2 separate regions of the Homo sapiens genome follow, and region 2 is linked to region 1. Evidence: chromatin loops called from intact Hi-C (ENCODE). Cell type or tissue: Caco-2. All regions are shown on one strand. Each heading gives the region's core, and the rest is flanking DNA. Links, peaks and the distances in the headings are about the cores only.

Region 1 (2,925 bases), core at 271-2,770:
GCCACATGTGGCTATTGAGTTCTAAAAATGTGGCTAATAGAACTGAGGAAGTGAATTTTCAATTTGATTCCATGTTTGTTAATTCGAACTGAAAAACACCACGTGTGCCAAGTGGCTGCCATACTGGAGAGCGTGGTCAAATGACATGCCTAGCTCAGTGCCTTTCGCATGGGAGGTATGCAGTACTTCCTGCCACGATGGCTGTTACTCTTGTCGTTGTGAGCAGTGCCTTGGTCCCGATGATGATTCTCCAAAATGTAATCTCTGCTGACAGAACAAGAGTCTGCAAATTGGGAGTCTGGAAAGGGAAGAGAAGGGCTTTGTCCCTGGCCCCAAAGACTCAGGGAGAGGTTTACTGGCCAGGTAGAAAGGGCGTCCAGGTGAAGGGACCCTGGTTCAGTGATCTCCAACCTGCACGTCTCATTTGTGAGGAAGCCGTAGGGTGTGGACTTTTCTTGTTTCTGACCTTGAGTGATTAGAAAATAGCAGCTTTTATATGTCACAAATGGACTTTAGATAAGCATGAAGATGACGAAGACTGTGGAATATGTAGCTAAGAGTCTTACTAAAATCCTCTCTAGTGTATTTATATATTTAAGCGTTTGGTAGTACTTTTTTAGCCATCAGCGTTCTCTATATTAGGTTGATACAGAAGTTATTGAGGTTTTTGCCATTGAAAGTAATACGTCACTTCATGCAGAGGTGGAATTGGCGCTCTGAGCTTGCTTGTCAAATTCACAGGCATTCACTTTTCTTTCATAAACATTTAGGACTCTGTATTTAGGAGAGGAATCACTGTGAATGTAGACCTCGGGTTGGTCATTTTCCTAGTAAGATAGACCAGACTGACTGGAAAAGTCACCCTCTTGGGCTATCCTGCGTATGTGGCTCGGCATTGCTTCCGTCAGGATAATGCATCAGTTTCTTGGACAAAGGGTGCATTTCTGCTATTTGAATGCAGACATATTTTTGGATATAAGCCACGCAGTTGCATCCCATTTCTTCCGTAGGTAAAGGCTGGGTTTCTAATTGTGATTGAGAAGCTTAGCATAGATGCAATGTCCCTATCACCAGATGGCTAGTGTGCTCTGCCTTGTCTGCCTTTTACCTTAGAGAGGGTGCTTCCTTCTGACACGGGTATTGCTGGAGTACACATTCTGTTGCATGAGGTCAGGGGAGCAAGAAATACAACCCAGACTTGCGCTCGGAAGCCCTGCCTTCATTTCTTCTCTGTAGCTGGCTCCCTTAAGTATTAAACAGCAGTATTCTAATATCAACGTCCCTTTTTTATTTGCTGTGACTTGCTGTGACTACGGTGATTTTAGTTACAGTAATTAGGTCACTCTTCATGGAGTCGGGCTATTTTAAGTGCCTCTTTAAGGAATATTGTTGCAGATCAGTAATTTTACAATTGGATGTTCTTGTGCAACTTTATTAAATGTGATCTGTCTTTTAAATGTTGCCCTTTTACAGTTACACATTTCTAATTGTTGCTGTAAATGCATTATCACTTTGAAATTAATTAATTTTTCCATTTTGGCTGCCTGCAATATAATAATCACTAATGAGAAACTCACAGGAATCAATTCTCAGCACAGCGGCCCCTACTGGTAAAGCCATGTCTCTGCCTCCCTCTTCTTCTTCAGATCCAGAGAACTGGACAAGTGTATTGGGGCGTCCTGGGAGGGAAGTGTTTGTTTCTTCCTCCCTTCAATTTATGGTGAAATAAAAATCACAGATAAACTTGGAAAGTGAGTTATTTTTAAGTGTCGTTCTAAAAAAGATGCAATATACTTCAAATAGCTGCTTCTAAAATATGTTAAAGGAAACTAACATTTGCTGAGTACTTTCTAATAATGAAGTCACATCATACGTGCATTACATGTTTATTTTCTTGACTCTAGAGCATTCTTTTATGCAGTTAAATTACTCTAAAATGTTTTGCACCTGCACGCATTAATGTGTATTGTTTGGTAAGAACTTTCGAGTTGGTGAAAAAATGTATTGTATTTTAGTATCTATATTTATATATACATATTAGTCTATGGGTTTTAATTCACAAAACCAGGTGTTGTATCTGGTGCACATAAGGGATTTTCAAGGCTAATCTTGGGTTTTTGCAGTTGTAACCATGTGTGATGACTTTAGAATCCTACCACACTTCCAAATAGAGATGCAGATTGACCATTTTCCCAGATACCACGATGCTTTATGTATCAGCATATATTTTCATTAATTTCTCATAATTTCTGTTAGAATTAATAATTCCAAGTTCTACAATCTTAGAATTATTATCTTTATTTTGTAATTGAAAAGCACAGAAACCTCATGCAGCGTGTTCAAGAAAATGATATACCAGCCTTGTAAACTTTCACTTGCTAATTGCAGCTGCATTTGCTTTGTCCAATGCACGGTAATGCCCCTGGCATCCATATCTAGTTATGCAGTTATGCTTCCTTTTTAAAATGTTTGACAGCACCTTCACTGAAATGAATGCTGCCACCACCGCCAACCCCACCTTTTTTTTTTCCACATAAGCTTTCATTTCTGGTAAATACATCCTTGCCAGAGTTCCCAGGTCCAAGCCGGTCCTTTGTGGACCAGTATGCAGATTTGAAGTTGAGCACTGTCACTTGCCTCTTAGGAGTGTTTTGTGCAACCACATATTTGTGTTGGCAGATAACAGTAGAAAGAATATCATGTGTTAGGGTAGCAAGAGCTTAGCAGATGTTTTAGGGAACTGCATTTTCAAATCATTTTACATTAAAAAATGGCTTACGTTTATGGAACTTCTGCGACGATCGGGTTACGTTTCCTGTGCCCGTGTAAAGCCAGTCATCGTGCTGAGTTTTAACGGATGTGCAGCTACCCTGCTAATGGATGGGCCGGCAATGCTGGTCCTGTTGCAAAGTTATAAATTATAAC
Region 2 (2,925 bases), core at 100-2,599, 180 kb before region 1:
AATAATACCCATCATTTATTGAACATCCACAATAGCCAGACATTTTTCTAGTTCTTATAAATCCATGTACTCCTCCCAGTAGCTTTATGAGGTCTTATTATTCTCATTTTATTGATGAAGAACTTAAAGTTCAAAGAAAGGAGTAAATCACGACCAGGCACAGTGGCTCGCGCCTGTAATCTCATAATCTCAGCACTTTGAGAGGCTGAGGTAGGTGGATCACAAGGTAAGGGGTTTGAGACCAGCCTGGCCAACATGGTGAAACCCCATCTCTATTAAAAATACATAAATTAGTCGGGCATGGTGGCATGTGCCTGTAGTCCCAGCTGCTCAGGAGGCTGAGGCAGGAGAATCACTCGAACCCGGGAGGCAGAGGTTGCAGTGAGCCTAGACTGCACCATTGTACTCCATCCTGGGCGACAGAGCAAGACTCCATCTCAAAAAAAAAAAAAAAAAAAAAAAAAGTAACTCATTCAAGGCTACACATTTACTCCATGAAGTGAGCACACTTCAGACTTCCAGTCTTGTGTGGCCTGTCTACCACACCATGAGACTTCATGTCTCTCCTAAATGAGGAGAACCAAAGCTGGAAATTGTCACCCCCTGTCAGCCCACAGCACTGGTTTCTAAACCTACTGGCCTCTACCGCTTCACTTCTCACTGTAATCTCTCTGACCCTACCTTCCAGCTTCTCTTGAGAACTTGACTCTTAAATTCATTGGTGAGAAAGGAAATTTTTGCTCCAATAAACTGGGTAGCTCAGTCCAGGAGAGAAATGTACTGGACTCAGACTTGGAGGACAGAGCTTTGTGACCCTCCTAGGCAATGTAATGACCCTCTCCTGGCCTCAATTAACTGAGGCCAGGAGAGGGTCATTAGCAAACTGTCCTTTGCTAAATGGGACTAATGGGAAGAATAGTGTCTGCCAAATAAGGTGGTTGAAGGATTGGATGAGACTGACATTTCATTTGCATTTAGTGAATACTTGTTGAATGACTGAATGAATGGTTGATGTACAGAAACATGAACAGAGAGTAGAGCAGAACATTGGTGAATGGTAGTAGATTGCCTCAGACGCCCCCCTTTAGAATCACACAAGCTGTCATCTGTGATTGCATACCTGTAGAAGTCTCTATCATTTCGTAGTCTATGTAAATGTTGACCAACTGAGTTGTTCAGTGTACAGACTGAACAACCATACAGGGAATCCCTAATCTCCTGCACTGTGAGTCAAAGAGTCAGACAGGTCTAGATGCATTTGCTTCAGGTGAGGCCAAGGCAGTCTACTCTTAATGGCACATTAGGCTTTGGACTTGAGGCCGTGTCTTTTACATTTCGCAGCAATCAGAAGGAATGGGGTCGCCCCATGAACTTCTTAACCACATACAGGCTCGTGGCGTGGGGTCTTCATCTGGCTACTAGATTGTTTAAAGAAGGATTTTTGTGATTCTTCTAGGCTGACACATTGCCTGTCATCTGTTGTTTTTCTAATCTTCTAGTAAACATTTGGAAAGTGAAGGTTTAGGCATGTATGTTTCTCTTATGTAGGAAGGGGAAATAAGGCCATGAGATTGCATGAGTTTTCTTTCCAAGTTTGTGCAGATCTGCACAATGATTGAAATATTTGCAACCTGTAGAGCAGCAGGGTATTTATTTGGCAGCAAACAGTATTGATGGATTCGGGGAATGCCATTTGACAGTTACAGGCTCCCGTGAGGCGGTGCAGGCTCCTCCGAGCCAGGGATGGAGCTGGGGATTGAGTGACACAAGACTCTTTGGGTATGTCTCAAACAATATAAATCACCAGCAAAATCTCACTCCTACAAGGAGAACCTGCAGGGAGCTCCGTGGGAGGCACTGCTGTTTACTCTCCTCATTCCCCACTGCAACCACGCAATTAAAACCAAGGAATGGAATCTGATGTCTACCGCAGCGGTTTTTTCCATCTCCATTCCTTCTGCATTGGGAGGCTTAAAAAAAAGAAAAATTAGATCCCAGATTCTTTATTCTTTTGGAAGGATTTGAAACGATTATCACTCATGCTCTGCTGCTTTGAATGGAAAAGTGATTTGATAACTTTCAAAACTCTTAGCCTTCTAAGACTTAGATTCTGGTACTATCTCATTTATGTGACGTGGGACAAATAGCCACTCTCTTGCATAGGATTTTCTTTTCTTTCTAGAAACAGGAACTGAGTATGTTTCCAATATTTTTTTATTTCTCCTAAAAAAATCAGAGACTATATATATAAAATCTCACAAACTTTGTTTCCCAGAAAAACAACTATATTTAAATGCAGCTCATACTGTATGTAAGTATGATGTAGGAAAATCTGTTAATTGTGTGACAATTATGACTTCTGAGCTGCTCATTTATTAAAATATTCTCCCTATAATTAAAAATATTTTATTTCGGAGACATGGCTCCATTAATTGCACATTTCCTAATGAAGTTTGAAGGAAGATTTAAAAATCATATTAGCCACTTGTACAAAAACAAACCAGTCATATCATAGCATTAATAACAAAAAAATTCCACTGTTTATTTAACGTACCAGCAAATTCTACCGTATATTGTTTGCTCTCCGTTTGGTGGGACTAAAAAGGGATTTAAAAATAGGCTATATACACTGAATGTAGTTTCACTGGAAGATTTAATGCCAACATGTTCTTTTTTGGTATTAACATATTGCATTGGTGTGAAAACTAAAATGCCTTCAGCGATGATCTTTTCCTTTGGAAAACTAGATTCCCACTCGGATGCTACGAGGGGTAATCTGTGCTAAGTTTATGGTGTGTCTGCCAGGGCTCTGCTTTAAAAAACAAAACAAACCCTTTTGGAGGCCTTGACAGTTCCATGGAATTCCTAGGAACAGCCTAGAAGGTGAATGATGCAGCCCAGTTGTTTTTATTCTGAGTTTGGCAA

What was found. Peaks named below come from ENCODE experiments on the same cell type or tissue, not always from the same donor. Only the 100,000 strongest peaks of a DNase experiment are listed, where the experiment ranks them.
Region 2: it touches region 1 in a loop (2.3-fold over the local background); 8 of 110 quality-filtered maps call a loop at or near these places.

Annotation. Positions count from the first base shown.
Region 1 is chr16:78,435,941-78,438,865 of GRCh38, forward strand. All of the region lies in intron 8 of WWOX (WW domain containing oxidoreductase), which reads left to right. Among named protein-coding and RNA genes, the nearest start is that of WWOX-AS2, 63 kb to the right of the region's middle. In Caco-2, for the core only: a CTCF peak has its summit at 1,597 (motif pointing left); no DNase peak of the experiment used is centred there.
Region 2 is chr16:78,255,711-78,258,635 of GRCh38, forward strand. All of the region lies in intron 5 of WWOX (WW domain containing oxidoreductase), which reads left to right. Among named protein-coding and RNA genes, the nearest start is that of WWOX-AS1, 15 kb to the left of the region's middle. In Caco-2, for the core only: no CTCF peak of the experiment used is centred there; a DNase peak (open chromatin) is centred at 1,225.